Regions from separate parts of the Homo sapiens genome. Here region 1 is linked to region 2. A link is a loop called in an ENCODE intact Hi-C map of the cell type or tissue named here. Cell type or tissue: psoas muscle. All regions are shown on one strand. Each heading gives the region's core, and the rest is flanking DNA. Links, peaks and the distances in the headings are about the cores only. Region 1 holds the start of LOC112268289 (a long non-coding RNA gene). Region 2 overlaps HIRA (histone cell cycle regulator).

The links. A loop is a pair of places that touch in the nucleus more often than their neighbours do. Peaks named below come from ENCODE experiments on the same cell type or tissue, not always from the same donor. Only the 100,000 strongest peaks of a DNase experiment are listed, where the experiment ranks them.
Region 1: it touches region 2 in a loop (2.0-fold over the local background); 4 of 110 quality-filtered maps call a loop at or near these places.

The regions. Positions count from the first base shown.
Region 1 is chr22:19,184,680-19,200,495 of GRCh38, forward strand. It overlaps CLTCL1 (clathrin heavy chain like 1), which reads right to left. Exons shown (of 33, transcript NM_007098.4): 24 at 15,055-15,162; 25 at 11,810-11,977; 26 at 11,587-11,736; 27 at 6,625-6,756; 28 at 3,302-3,412; 29 at 2,879-3,049. It overlaps LOC112268289 (a long non-coding RNA gene), which reads left to right and starts at 11,965. Exons shown (of 2, transcript XR_002958736.2): 1 at 11,965-12,210; 2 at 14,929-15,410. In psoas muscle, for the core only: no CTCF peak of the experiment used is centred there; DNase peaks (open chromatin) are centred at 8,702, 11,312 and 12,002.
Region 2 is chr22:19,360,710-19,368,709 of GRCh38, forward strand. HIRA (histone cell cycle regulator) reads right to left here. Exons shown (of 25, transcript NM_003325.4): 16 at 1,018-1,222; 17 at 528-632. It also overlaps the pseudogene RN7SL168P. Among named protein-coding and RNA genes, the nearest start is that of HIRA, 67 kb to the right of the region's middle. In psoas muscle, for the core only: no CTCF peak of the experiment used is centred there; no DNase peak of the experiment used is centred there.

The DNA.
Region 1 (15,816 bases), core at 4,484-12,483, 170 kb before region 2:
ACATGTGCCTAAAGTGGGCCCTGCTCTGTTCCTCCTCTGTGGGCCTTGGGGACTGTCTCACTGCCTTCCCAGAGGACTTCCAGTAGAAGCAGCCCCCAGGAAGCTCCCAGTCAGTGTCCCGCTCCTGCGGCCTGGAGCCCAGCTCGAGTCAGGCTCTCCCACACCCTCCTCTCTCATCACCTCCCCGGCCCATGCCACTCTCAGGGAGGCTTCATCCTGGTCCCCATCCCTGTGTCCAGCTCTCCAGTCTACACCTGTACTTCCGCAGGCCCCTGCTCTTCACTGGTGGGTGTGGGAGGGCCCCACTGACCGAACTTTCATTTAAATGCTACTTCTGTCATCTGGAAATACAGTTTTCTGTTGCTAGCTGGCTTTGCCCTGACTGGACACGCTGTGACCTGGCCACTCCTCCAGGAAGACTCCAGGAGGCTTCAGCTCTGGCCTCAGGGCAGGCTCCTCCAGTGGCAGTGCTGACCTTGGGAGGTCTGGGGAGCCGCCTGTGCACTGGGGCTTGTGGGCCCCATCCCTGCCTCTACGGCCTATACACAGCACCACGCCCTAAGCTGTGACAACCAAACATTCCCTGGGGTCACAGTCATTCCTGGCTGACAGCCACTGTTCTGGGGGAAGCGCGCTCGGCCACTTTCTTTTTTTTTTTTTTTCTTGAGACGGAGTCTCGCTCTGTCACCCAGGCTGGAGTGCAGTGGCGTGATCTCTGCTCACTGCAAGCTCTGCCTCCTGGGTTCACGCCATTCTCCTGCCTCAGCCTCCTGAGTGGCTGGGACTACAGGCTCCTGCCACCACGCCCAGCTACTTTTTTGTATTTTTAGTAGAGATGGGGTTTCACCATGTTAGCCAGGATGGTCTCGATCTCCTGATCCTGTGATCCGCCCGCCTCGGCCTCCCAAAGTGCTGGGATTACAGGCATGAGCCAACGCGCCCGGCCCTGTGCTCGGCCACTTTCTATCTGTGGCTTTGTCCTCTGGACTCTCTTCTGGGCCCACGTGGCTCGGAGTGGGTGGCTGGCAAGGCCAGTAGGCCTCTGGCAGCACTGATGGCCCTGCTCACTCATCACTGCCTGAGTGTTGAGGAGGCTGTGTGTTTAAGCCCCTGACAGGGACCACATGGGTAGGACAGAATGGCTGTGATCAGCCAGCCGAGGGCAGCCTTCCCTCAGGTGCGTCTGAGCCCAGCTGTCTCCTCCCAGCAGCCAGGTCCAGAGACCTCCAGGTGCGGTCTCAGAGCCTCAGCAGCTTTTCCTCTCCATTCCCTCTGCAGGGGCCCTGTGGGCACCTCAGGAAGGATCACAAGCACTGTCACCAAGGGCTAGGATATGTCACAGAACAGTCCAGAACACTGGAGGTGACAACTTAGGGTGAAACTCAATGCAACACTGATGCAGGCATCAGAGGCCTCCACGGAGTCTGAGCCAACAGCCGCAGACCAGGAGCCATGAGAATGAGGCCCCTGTGCGGGACAGGAAGTGGCAAGTATCCATGTGTCCTGTGAAGATACTCAGGAATGCCTAAGGCCAACTCCGTAAGTAACACCCTCAGGTCAAGTCCAGAGTCTTTGGGCACAAGGAGCCCTTGGGAATTGGCTCAGCTGCATCACACAGCACCCACAAGGGCCCTCTTGTACAACTCCACCTCACCCCCGCGGGGAGATGTTCAGGCCAAGCAGAGGATGTTAATGCCTTCAGGGTCTTGGGGGTCCCTCCAGGCAGCCCAACCTGTCTAGCTGATGCCCAGATCCCGGTCTGAGAATGATACTAAGAAACCTCTCACCAGCAGAAAAAACACAGTTTCTTTTTCCTCTCAAGTGATCCTCCCACTTCAGCCTCTAAAGTAGCTGGGACTACAGGTGCACACAACCGTACCCAGCTTTGAAACAAATGTTTTGAATGTGATTTATTTATTTTTTTCCTTTTTTTTTTTCCGAGACAGAGTCTCACTCTGTCACCCGGGATGGAATGGAGTGGCGTGATCTCCGCTCACTGCAACCTCCGCCTCCTGGGTTCAAGCGATTCTCCTGCCTCAGCCTCCCAAGTAGCTGGGATTGCAGGAGTGCACCACTACACCCGGCTAACTTTTGTATTTTCAGTAGAGATAGGGTTTCACCATATTGGCCAGGCTGGTCTTGAACTCCTGACCTCAAATGATCTGCCCACCTCAGCCTCCCAAAGTGCTGGGATTACAGGTGTGAGCCACCACGTCCAGCCTTTGAATGTGATTTTAATTTAGGTTTTTAAATTCCTCAAATCTTTTTTTTTTTTTGGAGACAGGGTCTCACTCTGTTGCCTAGAGCAGTGGTGTGATCATAGCTCACTGCAGCCTCTGACTCCTGAGCTCAAGTGATCCTCCCTTCTCAGCCTCCCGAGTGGCTGGTACCACAGATGTCCATCACTACACTTGGCTAATTTTTTGTAAAGATGGGGTCTTGCCATGTCGCCTAGGCTGGTCTCAAACTCCTGGGCTCAAGCACTCCACCCACCTCAACCTCCCAAAGTGCTGAGATTACAGGGAAGTTCCCAAATCTTGATAGGAAGTAAAGTAGGTGCCAAGAAGTGAATCTTGCCACACTGTGTTTTGGTAGAGTGAAACTCACACAAAACTGCTGCGAAAAGAATCAACTCCGTAAAACTCTACAAGTCTTTCAATCCAAACAGTTTTTAAGGGGTGCTAGCTCACTCCCAATTCTTACTCTATGTTCTAAATATGGTCTCCCATTAATACTAATCCCCCCACCCACCACGAGGATCCCCTGGTGAAGCTCAGAGCCAGGTCTCAGGAACAAGAGGGAAGGGATGTGACCCCCAAAGCCATCAGGAAACACACCAAGGCAGGAAGGTGGGAGGAAACGGGCCCAGGCCACCAACCTTGTAGAGATGATCCTTCTTGCAGAGCTCCACGCTCTGGGCCCACCAGTTATTGCCCTTGTACAGATAGGCCGCAATGCACCTGAACTCCATCAGCTGATGCTTCTCCAGCTGCTGAGCCAGGCTGATGTTGTCAAAGTTGTCATAGGCATCGATAGATGCCCTTAAGCCCTAGGAAGACAGCCTTTCTGTGAGGGATGGGACACTGACATGGGCTGCCTACACATGGAGCAGGCACCTTGTGTTACTTGATGGCTGTTGCTATCAGCACAGCCTTAGAAAGGCCCCTGCCCATATATCCACTGGTGTCCTGTGGGGCCTGCACACCCTCCTGTGCAAAGGCAGCCTGCTTTGAGAACAGAATGGCAGTTGCAGGGGAGGAGCCCAGCCCACCCAGGACAGGGCTCCTTCCTGCACACCCACCTGATAGTCCTCCTCCTCTGTCAGCAGGTGGTTGAGTGCCTCATTCACACTCTTGTTGTTGTGGCTCTGGACTGACCGCAGGTAAGGCTTCACCAGGGGCAGCTGACCTGCCTGACAAGTTGAGGGAACCGTCAAGGCACTTGGCCAAGCTTGTTATGGGGACACTAGGCAGGGGCACAGGTGGGCACGTGCGTGCCATCCACTTGAATGGTCCAGCTCTGGAGCCAAGGGCACCTTCTGGACACCTAGAACCAAAAGACCTACACTCACACAAAGAGGACTGTCTGGGCGATTCAGTGGATGCCAATGTCACCACAGACATTCACACCTTAGAGAGACACATGGGTTTGGGTCCAGACCACCACAATAAAGTGAACATTGCAATAAAGTGAGTCATATTAATTCATGTTTACACTATGTTGTAGCCTAAGTGTGTAACAGCATTATGTCTACAAAAACACAGTACACACCTTAATTAAAAATATTTTAGTGCTAAAGAATGCTAACAATCATCTGAGCCTTCAGTGACTCGTAATCTTTTTGCTGGGGAGGGTCTTGCCTCAATGTTGATGGCTGCTGATTCATACAAGTGGTGGCTGTTGAAGGCTGGAGAGGCTGTGGCAATTTCTTTTTCTTTTTTTTTTTTTTTTGAGATGGAGTCTTGCTCGTCGCCCACACTGGAGTGCAGTGCCGTGATCTCGGCTCACTGCATCCTCTGCCTCCCAGGTTCAAGCAATCAATTCTCCTGCCTCAGCCTCCTGAATAGCTGGGACCAGGCGCTTGCCACCACGCCTGGCTAATTTTTGTATTTTTAGTAGAGACAGGGTTTCACCATATTGGTCAGGCTAAGTCTCGAACTCCTGAACTCAGGTGATCTGCCCACCTCTGCCTGCCAAAGTGCTAGGATTACAGGCATGAGCCACTGCGCCCAGCCGGCAATTTCTTTCCTTCTTTTTTTTGGGGCGGGAGACGGAGTGCAGTGGCGCGATCTTGGCTCACTGCAATCTCTGCCTCCTGGGTTCAAGCGATTCTCCTGCCTCAGCCTCCTGAGTATCTGGGATTACAGGTGCGCGCCCACCACACCTGGCTAATTTTTGTATTTTTAGTAGAGACAGAGTTTCACCACGTTGGTCAGGCTGGTCTCGACCTCCTGACCTCATGATCCACACGCCTTGGCCTCCCAAAGTGCTGGGATTACAGGCGTGAGCCACCGCGCTCGGCTGGCAATTTCTTAAAATAAGACATCAATGAGGTTTGCCTCACTGACTGACTCTTCCCTTTATGTAAGACCACTCTGGACTTGTGTTGCATAAAACAAAATAAACTAAACAAACAAAAAGACTCTGTGCAGCATGCAATGCTCTTTGATAGCACTGTACTCACAGTAGAACATTTTTCAAAATTGGTCTCAGTCCTCTCCAACCTTGCTGCCACTTTATCAACCAGGTTTATGCACTATTCTAAATCCCCTGTAGTCATTTCAACAATGTTCACAGCATCTGCCCCAGCAGTAGATTCTATCTTAAGAAACCACTTTCTTTGCTCATCCCTAAGAAGCAGCTCCTCATCTGTTCAAGTTGGATCCTAAGATTGCAGCAATTCAGCCCCTTCTTCAGGCTCCACTTCTAATTCTAGTTCTCCTGCTGTTTCCCCCACATCTGCAGTGACTTTCTCCACTGAAGTCCTGAACCCCCAAAGTTATCCATGAGGGTTGGAATCCACTTCTTCCAAATTCCTGTTAATATATGGATATTTTCCTTATATACTGGTGTCTTTACTTGTTTCCAACTTCTTATTGATACATGATAGTTGTGCATATTAATTGGGCATATGTAATATTTTGATACATATACACATGTGGGATGATCAAATCAGGGTAATTACGATATCCGTCACCTCAAGCATTTATCATTTCTTTGTGTTGGGAACATTTCAAATCTTCTCCTTTAGCTATTTTGAAATGCACAATAATTTATTGTTTTTTTTGAGATGGAGTCTCTCTGTTGCCCAGGCTGGAGTGCTGTGGTGCAATCTCGGCTCACTGCAACCTCCCGGGTTCAAGCGATTCTCCTGCCTCAGCCTCCCAAGTAGCTGGGACTACAGGTGCCTGTCACCACGTCTGGCTAATTTTTGTATTTTTAGTAGAGACGGGGTTTCACCATGTTGGCCAGGCTAGTCTCGAACTCCTGACCTCGGGTGATCCGCCTGCCTTGGTCATCCACCCACCTTGGCCTCCCAAAGTGTTGGGATTACAGGCATAAGCCACCATTCCCGGCCATTAATTAGCCTAATTCCAATGCTGTTGTGTCTCAGGGAATAGGGAGGCCCAAGGAAAGGAAGAGGGACCAGGGCACGGCCAGTCAGCGGAGCAGTCAGAACACATACAACATTTATCCATTAAGTTTCCCTTCTTATAGGGGCATGGTTTGTGGCATCCCAAAACAATTACAATAGTAACATCAAAGATTGCTGGTTGTGTGCACTGGCTCAAGCCTATAATCCCAGCACTGGAGGAGGCCAAGGCGGGAAGATTGCTTGAGGCCAGGAGTTCAAGGTTGCAGTGAGGTATGACCATGCCACTGCACTCCCACCTGGGCAACAGAGCAAGACTGTCTCAAAAAAAAAAAAAAAAAAAAAAAGATCACTGATCACAGATCACCATAACATATATAATGACAAAATTTGAAATATTGTGAGAAATCCTAAAATGTGACACAGGGACATGAAGTGGGCACATGCTGTTGGAAAAATGGTGCTAATCGACTTTCTCAATGCAGGGTTACAAACCTCCAATCTTTTTTTTTTTTTTTCTTTTGAGACAGAGTCTCACACTGTCACCCAGGCTGGAGTGCAGTGGCACGATCTTGGCTCACTGCTAGCTGTGCCTCCCGGGTTCACGCCATTCTCCTGCCTCAGCCTCCCAAGCAGCTGGGACTACAGGTGCCCACCACCACGCCCAGCTAATTTTTGTATTTTTAGTAGAGACGGGGTTTCACCGTGGTAGCCAGGGTGGTCTCGATCTCCTGACCTCGTGATCCGCCCGCCTCGGCCTCCCAAAGTGCTGGGATTACAGGCGTGAGCCACCGCACCCGGCCACAAACGGCTAATCTTTAAAAAAACACAGAATTTGAGAAGCACAATAAAATGAAGCATGATACGGGAGGTATTCCTGTATCTGAAACCTAAAACACTTTGATACACTGGTGAATCTTCAAGTCAGCTGGGGGTCATTTCAAAAACTCTTTATAAAGGTGCTATCATTCAGATGACTTTGTTAGAGCTAGCCCAATACACTCTTCTACCTGGGGTTTTGGTTGACTCACCTTTGAAAAGAAACTGACTGTCCAGGTGTGGTCCAGCCGGGGTGAAAGCACCAGCAGCAGGTCATTGATGAGCAGTGGTTTGTAATCCAAATAGAACTGCAGGGCTCTGTAACAGAGCTCGACGTTGGCAACCTGTGGTGAGCAAAGCTGAGGGTCAGTCCCTGCCGCTGTCTCCAGATACCCCAGGGCTCCTTCCAGTTTTTGCTCAAATGACACTTTACTACTGAGGCCTGCCATGACTACCCCCTATAAGACTCAATGGCCTGTGAAGGTGCCTCCTCTCATCCCTGAGGTATTTTGTCCCCCAGCACTGACACACTGAGCATTTTTCTTAAGAGGCCAGCCTCAGGGTTTCCTGCCTCAACCCAGCACCTAGACCAGTATCTGATGCAGGGTCCACGATCACTCAGTATCGGCTGAATGAATGAAGTGTAATCAGTCAGAATGAAGCCCCACAGCAAAACCAAACAACAGAGTATGTTTCCATCCAAGCAAGATTACTCCAGCTTTCCTTGGAGGCCTCAGCCTGAGCCATAACCAAGTGGACAGCATGTCCTGTGACATCACCAGAGCTTTTGAGCTGAAACACTGTGGTGCTCAGACCCTGGGTGAGACCTGAAGGCCAGCCCATGCAGAGAGTGGACCACTCTGGGTGGACCCTGTGCCTGTGCTCCTGGGTCTCGAGATTTGGCCAGGCTGCTGTGTCTCTTAGCACTTTCCCCACTGGTCTGCCACCATTCTCTTGCTGGGCGATGTCATCTTTTTTTTTTTTTTTTTTTTGAGACGGAGTCTCACTCTGTCGCCCAGGCTGGAGTGCAGTGGTGCGATCTCTGCTCACTGCAAGCTCTGCCTCCTGGGTTCATGCCATTCTCCTGCCTCAGCCTCCTGAGTAGCTGGGACTACAGGCAGCTGCCACCATGCCCGGCTAATTTTTTGTATTTTTAGTAGAGCCGGGGTTTCACCGTGTTAGCCAGGATGGTCTCGATCTCCTGACCTCGTGATCTCCCCACCTCAGCCTCCCAAAGTGCTGGGATTACAGGCGTGAGCCACCGCGCCCAGCCCTGGCGATGTCATTTGGTGGCTTGCTGACTGTGGCATCGATGTCCAGGGCCTGGACACAGCTCTGTTCAGGGAGCATGCAAGCCAGATGGGCATGAACCAAGACAGTGGTGATGAATGTGTCTGCGTGAGTGTGGGGGTCCCGGGATGTGCACAGGGCACAGCTGGAGCTAAAGTCATGCTGGGATCCCAGGGTGATCACCACTGGAGCCTCCAGCACTGCTGGGTTTGGGTGACCTGGCAAAAATGTGGGGCCCGATGGGGTCTTCTGACTAAAAGGGGTCTAATGGTCCCACTATGGCTTACTGGCCACTTCAGGGTGTCTTCTTTCTCCTTCTCTTTTCCTTTTGTGCTAGAGCACTCACTGTCACCAGAGATTCTGACCCAGACAGGCAGCAGGGTCCCTAGTACCCGCCACCATGGATTCAGAGCAAAACGGTGAACTGGCCGCATCACAAAGCTTCACCTATGGCACTGGTGGGCCCCCAGACTCTGCCACAGGCCACTGTGGGTCCACTCCTATTGGAGCTCTAGCACCTGTCAGCCTTCTAGGCTGGCCCTTTACTCAGCAGCAGGGCCAGGACATGGGGGCCTCAACTAGACACTGAAGAAGCAGAGAGCAGTCAGGATGTGATGTGGGGCTGAAGAGAAGGGTAGGGACTCAAGTTCATCTTCTGTGGCGAATCACCTCCTCAAAGCCCCACCTGCTTCCCCACCAACCACAAGGCTCCTCAGGCCTCCCGTGAAGGAGAGGAACCATCCAAGGACAAGCCCATTTCAGAGACTCTTGCAGGTATCACGCGAGTGGACAGACTTGAAGTGGGGCACCAGCAGTCCTAGCTTCCCTTGTGGGACACCTGGTACCATGTGCACTCTTGGCCCTTTCAACAGGTCCATGCAGCATGGCCGGAATGCCGTTTAAGGTGGAGTATAACTGCCATGTTCCCACCCAGTTCCTCTGGTGTTGAGGCCTGCAGGGACACACATCTCTGTTGGGCTCAGCTGCTGGGATCTGGAGCCCTCTGCACTACAGGAGGAATGGAGCGGCGGGGCCCCTCTGGAGCGTCCTCCAGATCCAAGCTGAAAGACAGGATGGGGTGAGTCCACTAGCCACGCGCCAGGACATGGAGCACTGGCAGGCCCGTGCCCACTAGCATGGTCAGCAAGGACAGCCAGCACCCCAGAAGACATGGTAGTATCCCTGTTTTATACAAGGGAAAACTGAAGGCTGGGCGTGGTGGCTCACGCCTGTAATCCCAGCACTTTGGGAGGCCAAGGCAGGCGGATTGTGTCTGTAATTTATTCCTTCCGGTGGGTTCTTGGTCTCACTGACTTCAAGAATGAAGCCACAGACCCTCATGGTGAGTGTTACAGCTCTTAAAGATGTTGTGTCCAGAGTTTGTTCCTTCAGATGTTGAGAGGTGTGAGTTTCTTCCTTCTGGTGGGTTCGTGATCTGGCTGACTTCACAAATGAAGCTCCAGACCTTCGCAGTGAGTGTTACAGCTTTTAAACCTAGTGCAGACTCAATGAGTGAGCAGCAGCAAGACTGATTGTGAAAAGCAAAAGAACAAAGCTCCCACAACATGGAAAAAGACCCGAACAGGTTGCACTGCTGGCTCGCATGGCCAGCTTTTATTCCCTTATTTGGCCCCACCCACATCCTGCTGATTGGCCCATTTTACAGAGCGCTAATTGGTCCATTCTACAGAGTGCTGATTGGCCCATTTTACAGAGTGCTGATTGGTACGTTTTTTACAGAGTGCTGATTGGTGCATTTACAATCCTTTAGCTAGATGCAGAGTGCTGATTGGTGTACTTACAATCCTTTAGCTGGACACAAAATTTCTCCAAGTCCCCACCCGACCCAAGAAGTCCAGGTGGCGTCACCTCTCAAGATCACCTGAGGTCAGGAGTTTGAGAACAGCCTGCCCAACATGGTAAAACCCTGTATCTATTAAAAATACAAAAATGAGCCGGGCGTGGTGGCAGGCACCTGTAATCCCAGCTACTCTGGAGGCTGAGGCAGGAGAATCGCTCGAGGCTGGGAGGCGGAGGTTGCAGTGAGCCAAGATCGCGCCACTGCACTCCAGCCTGAGTGACAGAGTGAGACTCCGTTTCAAGAAAAATAATAATAAAACAAAAAAAGAAGAGAAAACTGAAGCTGAGATTCCGCCACAAGCTCCAGGATAGCTGGTTGGCGTGCTGTGCTGCACAACCTGAAAGAAGCGCCCACCGGATGCCAGGCACCTGCCATGGACCACTTGGTCGGGAGGAAACATGATGTCCATTGTATGGATGGGATAACGAGGTTCACAGCGGTGACACCCCTAGCCCACATGGAGAGAGACAGTGAATGGCTGAGCTGGGGTGCCCCCCGTGTGAGTTAGCAAGCTCCCCTGCTCAGGCTGCTGCTGGCCCAGCCCTATGGCTAAGTGGATTCCTGCTATCGTGTGCCCCAAATACAGATTGGATGTCGTCCATCTGATTGGACCCCTGCACTGGCGAGTATCCTCCTACCCCCTTCACACCTGAGCTGACAGTGTCTGTCTCCCACACGGCAGGGTGTAGTAGAAGCATCATGAATCACACAAGGAACTGGACTCAGCCATCAGCCCTGCAGGCACCAGATGAGAGATGCTGCTCTCCCACACAGTGAGTCTCAGCTGTCCTGCTATTATTTTATATGCCAGTAAGAAACAAAAGCATGGCCACTTCCACCACGGCTCAGCAATTTTTAAAAACACCCTAATATCAGAGGAGTTACAATGTGAATAAAATACACACAGGATTGATCAAGTATGGATTTTCCAGCACACAGACAAATCTACAAGGCAGCAGCCACGTGTGCCAGGCCACAGTAAGGTATGACCTGGCCGCACTCCCTCCAGCAACCTGCAGACTCTGCTCAGGGTGGGACGCCCCATCAAAGGCCCCCACTTTCACGTACCACCATGCCCAGTAACATGGATGTCCTCCAACAAGAAGCTCGGGCTTGTGGCCTGGTGCTCAATACTGGGTTCCTTCAAATAGTTCCCAGGAAAGGCAGAGGCTGAAGGCCTCACCTGGCAGCACACGTGCCACTCGCGCCCACCCTCAGTAGCCGCATGTGGAAAAGAGGTGCATGAGCGAGGCCACAGCTCACTGCTGTGCCACTCCAGTCACAAGCCGACTGTGACAAGTTAGTTACCCAAAGACCATGGCACAAAGCGCAGATACCCAATGCAAAGGGATGGGGGCTGAGGATAAAGAATTCCAGCCCCTTCACCAAACTCACATACAGAGCTGGAGAGGGGTGGGTCCTGAGGTTGAACTCTCTAAGAGACCGGAAACAAAATAACAAAGGCTCACTTGACCATGGCACCCAAACCCGACACCACCCAACAGTGTGGCTGCTGACAGAGAAACTCGGGTCCCGGTTTAGCCCAGTTAGGCTACAGGATGGAGGCCCACTCCCAGACAGGTAAGGCCGCTGGTGCTGGGGAGAGACATGAACTAAAAAAAAAAAAGGTCCGATGGTGAACAATAACCACAGGAAGTGGGGGTGGGAGCCCTGAGCTGACAGGGCAGAAGGAAGAACGAACTGAGGCCTGGCCACAAGGGCGTGGTATGGTGGGAGGGGCGGGCAGGCAGGGCCACAGGGCCACGGCTGCATGCTGGCCTGACCCTGCCCGCAGCTCAGCTGTGCATCGCTAGACGGGTCACCTGCCCTTCTTAAGTGTCAGTTCCCTTCAAAGATGGAATTACTACCATCTGCCCAGAGGGTGGTGGACTCATACAAGTGAACGCACACACAGCATGGGGGCATGCTGGTACTCATTCCACTCCCACCTGCCCATTCCCCTGCACCCAGAATAGGGCCTGGCAGAGGCTGGCAGGAGCCAGCGCTCTGTATCCCCTCTTACCTTGGTAATGATGTCCTTGAACTGACCCTCCTTCCAGGCCTCAGTGGGGTGGCTCATCATGGTGAGCACAGCATTGTCATACTCCTCGTACTTGTCATAGAGGAACACCAGCTCAGCCCACAGGTGTGCCTGCTCTGCAGCCCTCAGCACCTGGACAAGGAGGTCAGGGTCGGCTTGTGCTGCACGTGGCCACGGCTGCCAGACTGCAAGGAGTACACGGTACCTTTGGGATGTTGACACGGGACCAGAAAAGCTCCAGATGCTCCAGCATCTTCTGTGGCTTGAATTTGGAGTAGAGGATGGCCAGCTCAGTGAACATGCCCATGTGGGCCCGCTCCAGGCCCAGGGCCGCTTCCAACAGCAAGATCAGCTCCTCAAAGTAGCCACGATCCTAGCAGACCAACAGCCACGCGTGGGGCAGAGTGATTGCATGCCTCCTGCAGCCACCCTCCAGCCCATGCCCACGCCGCAGGGACTGTGCTTGTGACTGGGAATGATCCCGAGGAGGCATGTGTGAAGAAAACGTGTATACATACTGTGCTACAGATCATGCCATTTACTTAGCAACTTATTGGATCATCTGACAATTACCAGTGGCACACTGCACTACAATTTTCAAGTTTAGTAAGTGCAAATTAGTATTGCCAATTTTATTTAAAGAATTAGAAAAAAAAATAGGAAGTGGGTGGTAACAGGGTCTGGGAATGATTTGTTTTAATCCCTTGCTACAGCTCATTACTGAGATCCTGGCTCCAACAAACCTTCAACTCCACTCACGATGCCACGTGGCTGTTGTTTCACTGTGTCCCTAATTATGATGGCCAGCCCCTTGCATTCAGCCCCACACGCCTCTGACACTCTCCCTGGACAAGACCAGACGTCTGGTTACAGCCTGCTCAGCATGCAGAAAGCCTGGAGAAACACCCAGCCATGTGACCCTTTCCCTTTACTCTAACGACCACAGCCCTGGGAGGGTCCGACCTAGAGGACTGCCTCACACCTCTTGTTTTCCCAAGGAGGACACCCTTCTGTGCCCCCTCCACTCTCAGACTAACCTCATTTCCCAGTGGCACACTTGTCTGCTGGCAGCATCTGCACCCCCCAATCAGCTACAGACACGCCGCCTGTGCTCCTGTCTGGAACCTGCCCAGCCTGCAGCTCCATCCCACCTGCTTGCCTACCAAGGCCACAGCTCCGGTGACTCCTCATTTCTCTTCTGCCTTATTTTCACTCTCCACAGCTGGGTTCAGCAAGCATCCCGCTCATCCTCCTATCCTAAACACCCTCTTGACCCGATGTCCCTGCTAGCTACCTCCCATTTTTTCTACTTCCTTTTGCAGCAAAAACTCCTCACAACAACCATTCCCATTCCTCTCCCTGTTCTCTCCAGCCACCATCAGGCTGAGTCTCTCCCAAGCTCCAGGTCACAAGCAGCCCCCTGGCCCTGCCATCCTGCTGTCTGCTCAGCAGCAGGCCCTGTCCCTGCTGACCGGCCCCTCCTCTCCAGTGCATCCAGGAGCCAGCACACTCTCTGGGTTTTCTTCCCACTGTACTGGCTGCTCCTGCTCCCCTCCTCAGCCCACCCCTGTTGGGCAGTCTGGTCTTTTCACCTACACTCATCCCCAGGGGACTGCAGGCAAACATAGATGGATGTGGATCACCTATATGTCAGCAACTCCAGGTTCACTGCTCTAGCTAGGCCCCTCCTCTGTGGAGCTCCAGATCTGTCTCCAGCTGCCTACATGATGCCCCCACCTGAACATCCAGCGGGCAGCTCAAGACTTAGCACCATGTGTCCAAAAAGTAATTCTTGTCCTTCCCTCCCGTGCTGCACCTTCAGTCTTCCCCTCATCCACTGGTGATAACTCCGTTATTTCTACTTATTCAAGCCAAAACCAAATGGAGTTATCCTGGGCTTTTCTCTCTCACTCCACATCAGTGCATTAGCATATCAAGGTGGCTGCTCATTCAAAGCACACACCCAATCCTGATGGCCTGATCACCTCTCACCCTGTCACCACCACCCTAGTCAGAGTCACTGTCCCTTCTCGCCTAGACCACTGCAACAGCCTCCAGCTGCTCTTCTGGCTCCTGTCCCTACTCCTCAAGTATGTGTCTCAGCACATGAGCCACCATGATCCTTTTACCCCCGACAGCCCTGCACCCATCCCAAGTACAGCCCGTGACCTTCCTAACGGCCTGAGATCTGGCCCTCCGTCAGCCTCTCTGCCCCATCTCTGGCTCCAGCCCCTTCCTTGAATACACAGCACACTTCTGCCTCAGGACTTTGCCTGGCCACTGACCCTTCCCTCAAATGTTCCCATGACCAAATCCTTCCATTTCTTCAGGTCTTTGCTCAAATGTCACCCCCTCAATTGCTGCTACCTTGACCGCCCCTTTATGAAACTCCATCCAGGCACTCCTATGCCCTCAAACCGGCTCCATTTTCCTCTATAACTGATCACCTTCAAACACACTATATAATTATTCATTAGGTTTGTTGCTTGCCTGCCAACCTTGCTGAATGCCAGTTCAATTAAATAGAGGCTTTTCTGTTTTGTTCACTGACACAATTATTGAGAATAATGCCTAGCACACAGTAAGTACTCAAAGATTTGCTGACTAAATTGTTCTTTTGTCAGCCCTGTACTGCTTGATCACCCTCCCTGTTGGCTTTCCAGTTCATTTCTCAGGCGCCTCTCTGGGGGTGGGAAAGCATTTCTCATTGAAAAGCCATCACACCCAGCTAATATCTGGACACTCTGGCGCTGGTGCGAGCCCCTCCAGACAACGTCTCACATAGTGAGGGGTTTGGGGCTCAATTTCCATGGCCATGGTGACACTGCTGAGCAGAGTCAGATCCCATCTTCGTCTGCCTTGACTAACCATACCTGGAGTTGTCATGTGGCTCTAGGAATCCCACAGGTGGAAGCCCAGGTCCCTAAACACACAAATCACTGTCTACCAACCACTCAAGAGAGCCTACCTACAGCATGAACATACAGGGCCCCACCCTTCCAAAGGGTCCAGGTGGGGTTCCCTCTCTTGCCTGTGCTTTGTCCCTAAGGCACTTGAAAAACAGACTACTGGGGCTGCACACTGTGGGGAACTAGGCTATGGACTAGAGCTCTGCCACCACCAGCCCAGTATTCTCAGCAACCCTCCAAGGGTTGTTCCCGTCATGCAAGCCACTGACTGGGCTTCTGAAGGCCCAATAACACAAGAGGATGGAGAGAACTTAAAAAACACAAAATTCCAGCCAGCCATGAGGTCGAGGATAGCTAACAAGGCAATTGAATTTAGTTCATAAATGACTGTCTAACACATGAATCTTCCCCTCAGGGCCATGCTTCATATTTGCAGATGCAACACTGTGATGGTCACGAGCTAAGGGGATGACCGTGCCTCTCTGTGGAGTGTTTAGGCATCACTTGTCATCTGCATTACCAGCAGAGATCATCTGGTCACCTGGTAATAGCACATCAGCTCCTCCAGCTCATCTGCATGAATGACGATGTGAAGACCACACAGCTGTGCGAAGCGGAACTCTTGTCCATCCATGCAGGCAAAGCACACCTAGGGGACGGAGGGCAAGCGTGAGGGTCCCCAAGACAGGACACAGCACCACAGCAGCTGACTTACAAGGCACACAGTTGCAAATGCAGAAATACCAGCAGTGGGGTATTTTAAGTTGGATTCTGAACAAGTAGCTAACTCTATGATGAATTGTACAAGACTGGGAGAAAAAATATGACATTTGTAATCTGCAGGCCAAGGGGGTGCTTGAGACCATGGAAAGAATAAAGTTTGTGCATTACTTCGTAGGCCCTGAGTTTTGTTCAGGTGGCGGGAAAGTCATGCTGGAATTTCAGGTTTGGGGTTTGAAAAGGAAGGCTAAAAAATAATGACCATCAGAATGCATCTCATCTGAGTGTTGTTTTCACGGGGGAGCTTGTTTTAATAGTTTTTTAGACTACTTTTGTTTTCTGCACTGTACAGTATGTATACTTAATGATAACAAGCCTTGAGAAGTGCAGAATTCCCCTGTACAAAAATAATCACATAAGCCAGTGTCATTAACTTGAGATATAATCTTTGGCCCACTGTTTCCTATGTGTGATGCATACACCAGCACCCTGACAAATTTCCCACATAAACACAGTGGAATTACATCATACATTCTGCATGATGATATATTCCTCGCATAATATTGGCAACATCTTTTCCTGC
Region 2 (8,000 bases), core at 1-8,000:
GAGGGCTCTGGGTATAAAGGATTATTTACTCCAGAATTGTGTTTTGGATAACCACATGCTTACAAGCTTCCATTCCAAGAGCTCAAACAACTCTGATGATTGACTGTGCCAGACACTGAGAAGACAAAGCTAGCAGGATGGTTGGGAGATAGATTATGACCACACATTCCCACAGACACCAAGCCTGAGGCTGCCCAGGGCTGTGTGTGGAGGTGGAGGTGGCTTCCAGCCAGGACACCTGAGAGGAGTCCTGAAGAGCACCAGAACATGTGGTGGTAATGGCAGCCCCAGCAGCTGGAATCCCAAGGGCAAAGCCAGACAGAGGCTATGGGTGAGTGAGAGTGGAGGCTGGCAATTTCGCTAAGAGTTGGTGGGTACCCCGATCTGCTATGACTTCTCCCAGAAGGTGATGGAGAGCCACTGGAAACCAATCTCCAAGGAAGTGACAAGATAGGATTTGTATGCAGTAGGGGACAGAGAATGTCTGGGTGTGCCTGAGGGAGAACTGGCAGGGTCCTAGAACTTACCTGGAGGGTGAATGCTCTCTGGGGGCTTGGAATTGGCAGCTTCAGTGCAAGTGCTGGTGCAGACAGACACATGGCCTCCTTCTCTGCGGTTAGGGCAGCTGGAGACTGGAAGAGCCAGAAACGTTCCTGAGCCTTGCTCTAACACTACGGGGTAGCATTTGGTAAAGGCAGGTCACCCAGAAGTGAGGCTGAGCCTGCGACCAGAGCATTTCCACCCTGGGAGGGAGGAAGCAGAGGGGAATGCTACAAGGATCCTAACCTCATGGACAAGCCAGTTGATGCCAGGGAACCTGCTCAAGGGCCCTGGGTGAGTCAAGGGCACATCTGAGGGAGAGCGTGGCCTCCATGCTACATTCCAGGGGCTGCATGTCTAAGCCAGCTGGTTCCCAAGGTGACCCACCCAGCTGAGGCTTACCATGCACACAGGGCCTTCAAGCTCTAAGTACAGAAAGGTGGGCTAAAGAAGGCAGGATGGGCCCACTGGCCTCACCTGGACAGACAGAGACACAGGCATGAGACGAGAGTCCTTCCGAGGCCGCCCTTTCTTCTTCTTCTCTACTGTCTCTACCTCAAGCTCAAGTTTTCGCTTGGACAGTGAGGAAGCCTTAGCCAAAGGGACTTTCTCATCGCTGTCACTGCTGCTCTCCAGGAGGTCTCGGGGCCTCAGCTCTTTCACAAGGTTCTGCTCTTTTAACCTGCACAAAAACATTACATCACACTTCCCTTCAGAAACCATTCATGCAAGAAAGAGTGAAGTGAAATATTTAAAGTGCTTAAACAAACCTCTTGCCAACCTAGAATTCTGTGTCCAGTGAAATTATGCCTCAAAAGTAAAGGAGAAATAATGACTTTGTCAGACAAAAATAAACAAAGAGACACCGGAATCTGTTGCCAGAAGACCTGCCTTGCAAGAAATGTTAAAAGTCTTTCAGAGAGAAGATAAATGATGCAGGCCAGAAACTCACATCTGCATGAAGAAAGGAAGAGTGATGTTAGAGAAAAAAAACAATGAACATAAAATAGAATCTTTTGTATTTCATATTCCCAACTGATCTGAGAGACAACTTTCTGTTCAAACAAATAACAGCCACCATGTCTTGAATTACTATAGTTTATGAATGAGTGAAATAAGTGGTACCAATGTCATAGGGCATGGAAGGAAAGAGTGGGGAACTCTTTCTACTACCCATGAAGTGGTATAATATTATTTGAAAGTAGAGTTAGGTTATAAATGTTTATTGTAAACTCTAGAGCAATCACTAAAAAAAATTTTTTAAAGCATAATTAATAATGCTGAGAGGAGAGAAAATTTATTTTTATTTTATTATCATTTTTTTTTTGGAGATGGATTTTCACTCTTCTCGCCCAGCCTGGAATGCAATGGTGTGATCTTGGCTCACTGCAACATCCACCTACTGGGGTCAAGTGATTCTCCTGCCTCAGTCTCCCAAGTAGCTGGGATTACAGGTGTGTGCCACCACGCCTGGTTAATTTTTGTATTATTAGTAGAGACAGGGTTTCATCATGTTGGCCAGGCCAGTCTTGAACTCCTGACCTCAGGTGACCTACCCGCCTCAGCCTCCCAAAGTGTTGGGATTATGGTCGTGAGCCACCATGCCTGGCTGAGAAAACTGAATCATATAAAATACTCAGCTAAAACCAGAGAAGGCAGAAAAAGAAGATAAAAAGAAGTGAAGATTAAAAAAAAAGAATAAGGCCGGGCACGGTGGCTCACGCCTGTAATCCCAGCACTTTGGGAGGCTGAGGTGGGTGAATCACCTGAGGTCAGGAGATTGAGACCGTCCTGGCCAACACGGTGAAACCCTGTCTCTACTAAAATACAAAAAATTAGCCGGGTGTGGTGGCGTGTGCCTGTAGTCCCAGCTACTCGGCAGGCTGAGGCAGGGCAATTGCTTGAACCCAGGAGGCAGAGGTTGCAGGGAGTCAAGATCGTGCCACTGCACTCCAGCCTGGTGACAAAGTGAGATTCCGTCTCAAAAAAAAAAACAAAAAAAACAAAAAAAAGAAATGGGTTTATGTTTTTAAAAATTTAATTTTAACTACAAAAGACAAAGACAGATTAATAGTAGGTGGACACAGTGGCTCATGCCTGTAGTCCCAGCTACTTGGTAGGCTGAGGCAGGAGGACTGCTCGAGCCCAGAGGCTTGAGAGCAGCCTGGGCAAAATAATGAGACCCCATCTCTAAGAACAAAAAATAAGTAAATAAATAAATACAAGAAAAGGGGTGATTCTAACTATATGACAACCTGGAACAGGCAAAACCATGGAGACAATAAAAAGATCAGTGGTTTCCAGGGGTTGGGGAAAGGAAGGTAACTATATGAAGCACAGAATTTTTAAGGCATTGAAACTATTCTGGCTGGGTGTGGTGGCTCTTTCCTGTAATTCCTACACTTTGGGAGGCCAAGGTGGGCAGATCACTTGAGGTCAGGAGTTTGAGACTGGCCTGGCCAACATGGTGAGACCCCATCTCTACTAAAAATACAAAAATTAGCCACGTGTGGTGGCATACACATGTAATCCCAGCTACCTGGGAGGCTGAGGTAGGAGAATTGCTTGAACCTGGGAGGCGGAGGTTGCAGTGAGCCGAGATGCGACTGTGCCACCGCACTCCAGCCTGGGCAATAGAGCGAGACTCTGTCTCGAAAAAACCCAAAAAACTATTCTGTAAGATATATAATGATGAATATATGTCATTATACATTGGTTAAACCCGTAAAACGTACAACATCAAGAGTAGACCCAAATGTAAACTTTGGGTGACGGTGTGCCCCACTCTGGTGGGGGATGCTGAAAGTGGGGGATGCTATGGGTATGTTGGGGAGGCGGGCATGTGGGAACTCTTTGTATTTCCTGTTCAATTTAGCTGTGAACCTAAACTGCTCTAACAAATAAAGTCTATTAAAAAAAAAAAGCGAGGACTGGAGAAAGACATGCCATGATAACACTAATCAAAAAAAGGTGGTGTAGTTACGTAAGCAAAGCAGGCATCAGAGACAGTAAAGTTATCAAGGATAAAGAGGGACATTACACAGTGATAAAGATGAAGGAGTCAATTCTTCAAGAAGACAGAACAATTCTGAATAAGTACACAGGCATACCTTGTGTTATTGTGCTTTACTTCACTGTGCTTCGCAGAGACTATGTTTTTTTTACAAGTTGAAGGTTTGTGGCAACCCTGCATCAAGCAAGTCTATTGGCGCCATTTCCCCAACAGCAGGTGCTCATTTCGTGTCTCTGTGTCACATTTTGATAATTCTCACAATATTTCAAACATTTTCATTCTTATTGTATCTGTTTTGGTGATCTGCCATTAGTGATCTTTCATGTTAGTATTATAACTGTTTTGGGGCACTGTGAACCACACCCATGTAAGATGCTGAACTTAATCAATAAATGGCGTTTATGTTCTGACTGCTCCACCAACTGGTTGTTCTCCTGTCTCCCTTCCTCTCCCCAGGCCTCCCTATTATCTGAGACAAAACAATATTGAAATTAGGCCAATCGATAACCCTATAATGGCCTCTAAGTAAGTGTTAAACCAAAAGCTAAAAATGATTAAGCTTAAAGAGGAAGGCACATTGAAAGCTGAGACAGGCCAAAAGCTATACCTTTTGCACCAGTTAGCCAAGGTGTGAATGCAATGGAAAAGCTCTTAAAGGAAGTTAAAAGTGCTACTCCAGTGAACACATGTTTGAAAAGAAAGCAAAACAGCCTTATTGCTAATATGGAGAAAGTTTTAGTGCTCTGGATAGAAGATCAAACCAGCCACAACACTCCCTTAATCCACAGCCTAATCCAAAGCAAGGCTCTAACTATTTTCATTTCTATGAAGGCTGAGAGAGGTGAGGAAGCTGGAGAAGAAAGTCTGAAGCTAGCAGAGGTTGGCTCATGAAGTTTAAGGAAAGAAGCTGCCTCTATAACATAAAACGGCAAGGTGAAGCAGCAAGTGCTAATGTAGAAGTTGCAGCAAGGTATTAGAACATCTAGCTAAGATCATGGATGAAGGTGGTAACACTAAACAACAGATTGTCAGTGTAGGTAAAACAGCCTTCTATCAGAAGAAGATGTCATCTAGGACTTTCCTAGCTAGAGAAGGGAAGTCAATGCCTGGCTTCAAAGTTTCAGAAGACAGGCTGGTTATCTTATTGAAGTGAATGCAGCTGGTGATTTTAGGTGGAAGTCAATACTCATTAACTATTCCAAAAATCCTAGGGCCCTTAAGAATTATTCTAAATCTATAAATGCAACAAGAAAGCCTAGATGACAGCACATCTGTTTAGAGCATGGTTTACTGAATATTTGAAGCCCAATGTTGACACCTACTGCTTGGAAAAAAAGATTCCTTTCAAAAGATTGCTGCTGACTGGCAATGCACTTGGTCAACCAAGAGCTCTGACAGAGATGAATGTTGTTTTCATACCAACTAACACAACACACATTCTGCAGCCCATGAACAAGGAGCATTTTCATCTTTCAAGTTTCATTATTTAAGAGGTACATTTTTGCCTGTGGTCCCAGCTACCTGGAGGCTGAGGCAGGAGGACTGTTTAAGTCCAGAAGTTCTGAGTTATAGTGCGCTATGCCAATTGGGTGTCCACACTAAGTTTGGCATCAGTATAGTGACCTTCTGAGAGCAAGAGACCACACCAGGTTGCCTAAGGAGAGGTGAACTGCCCAGTTTGGAAACAGAGCAGGTAAAAACTCTTGTGTTGATAAGTAGTGGTACTGTGCCTGTGAATAACACTGCACTCCAGCCTGGGCAACATAGCAAGACACTATCTCTTAAATAAATTAAAAATAATAATTAAAAAATTTTGTGGGCCAGGTGTGGTGGTTCCCGCCTGTAATCCCAGCACTTTGGGAGGCTGAGGCAGGCAGATCACAAGGTCAGGAGACCGAGACCATCCTGGATAACACGGTAAAACCCCGTCTCTACTAAAAATACAAAAAATTAGCCAGGTGTGGTGGGGGGCGCCTGTAGTCCCAGCTACTTGGGAGGCTGAGGCAGGAGAATGGCGTGAACCCGGGAGGTGGAGCTTGCAGTGAGCCGAGACCGCACCACTGCACTCCAGCCTGGGCGACAGAGCGAGACTCCGTCTCAAAAAAACAAAAAAACATTTTGTAAGCTATATCAGATTCCTCTGGCAGATCTGGGCAAAGTAATCTGGAAAGTATTCACCATTCTAGATGTCATTAAGAACATCAGTGATTCATGGGATGTCAAAATATCAACCTTAACAAGAGTTTGGAAGAAGCGGATTCCAACCCTCATGAATGACTTTGAGGGGTTCAAGACTTCAGTGGAAAAAGTCATTACACATGTGGTGGAAACAGTAAGAGAACTAGAAGTAAAGCCTGAAGATGGGACTAAATTGCTGCAATCTCATAAAAAACTTGAACAAATGAGGAGGTGCTAGTTAGGGAAGAGCAAAGAAAGTAGTTTCTTAAGATGGAATCTCCTGGTGAAGATGCTGTGCATATTGTTGAAATAATAAGGGATTTATTTATTTTTATTTTGAGACAGATTCTCATTCTGTTGCCCAGGCTGGAGTACAGTGGCACAATCTCAGCTCGCTGCAACCTCCGCCTCCTGGGCTCAAGGGATTCTCATACCTCAGCCTCCCCGAGTAGCTAGGACTACAGGCATGCACCGTGACAACCGGCTAATTTTTTGTATTTTTAATAGAGATGGGGTTTCACCATGTTGGCCAAGCTGGTCTTGAGCTCCTGACCTCAGATGAACCACCCACCTCGGCCTCCCAAAGTGTTGGGATTACAGGTGTGAGCCACTGCACCTGGCCTTTATTGGCATACATTGAAATATCATGCCATCGAAATCCTTTTTGTAAGGTTGGTACTAATGCCTCCTTTCATTTCTGATTGTATTTATTTATATACTAATCATACTTTAATACAACTGTATGTCGGGCTTTTTTCAAATAACATTCCATCTGAACTATTTTTCCATAGTACAGTCATCCTTTGGTATCTGCATGGGGATTGATTCCAGGACCCCCAGGAGATATCAAAATCCAAGGATGCTCAAGTCCCGTATATAAAATGATTTAGTATTTGCATATAATGTAGGCACAGCTTCCAATGTACCATTTTTTTTTTTTTTTTGAGACGGAGTCTCACTCTGTTGCTCAGGCTGGAATGCAGTGGTGTGATCTTGGATCACTGCAACCTCTGCCTCCCAGGTTCAAGTGACTCTCCTGCCTCAGCCTCCCAAGTAGCTGAGATTACAGGCACGCACCACCACGCCCCGCTAATTTTTGTATTTTTACTAGAGACGAAGTTTTGCCATGTTGGCCAGGGTGGTCTCGAATTCCTGACCTCAGGTGATCTGCCTGCCTTGGCTTCCCAAAGTGCTGAGATTACAGGTATGAGCCACTGAGCTGAGCCCGGCCAGCCTCCTATATACTTTAAATAATCTCTAGATCACGTATACATAGTACAATGCCTAAAAATAACTTCATTTGCATGGATTCAAAGTAGTACTTGGCATGTAGCAAATTCAGTTTTTGCTTTTTGGAACTCTGTGGAATTTCTTTTCCCAAATATTTTTGATCCATAGTTGGCTGAATCCATAGATGTGGAACCCATGGATACAGAGGGGCGCCTGTACTTTGGTCCTTATAAACATTAAAGAGAGGCACAACATAATGAATAGCTTACTTCCTCAACACCTCTCTTTTGAAGAAGTTGGTAAATGTTTCTCATAATGCTGTGTTAAACATCTCTAAATATGACAGACTCCCTGGATCACAGGTGCTATCACTGATCTTATTTCCTCAAGGAGTTCACCATGAGTGAACTCCTGTCTAGTATCCAAGAGCCCTCATCCCTGCCTGCCTTCCCACTGCTAACCAGCCTCTGGCCTGTTAGCCCCTCCTCTGGGCACTGTCTTCAGCTGTTTTCCCTGCTAGTCACCTGGGTCAAAGAAATGTGGGCAGATACACACACCAGCGTGTAGAATCCTGGATTCTTTTCATTTGTATCCATGTGAAAAACTGGGAAGACAAGAGGCCCATGACGCTGCTCTGTGAAACTGAAGTGTCTGTTCCCCTTTCTTCTAATGTCCTACAACAGGGCAAAGCATCCATCTGTGGGTGTAGCTTAATATTCTGGAAGTCCTGAGTCAGTGCTCCTCAAAATCCTTTAAAAATTTTTTTTTTTTTAAATGTCAGACATTTGCCTCTTCAAAGAGCTTGTTTTACTATGTTGTAAAAATCAGATCATGTACATTTTCATATTAAATTTTTTGTTAAATAAGCTTTTGGAACAGTCAAAAATGCTTTCTCTCAGATGTTCTGAATATGGAAATGGAATATTAGCTTGTTCTAATTTTTTCTAACATGAATTTTCCTGGTTCAGACTGATCTGAAAGGGTTTCATGTATTAAAATGAGAGAATCCTATTGTGAAACATGGAAAAAAAGTCAGACT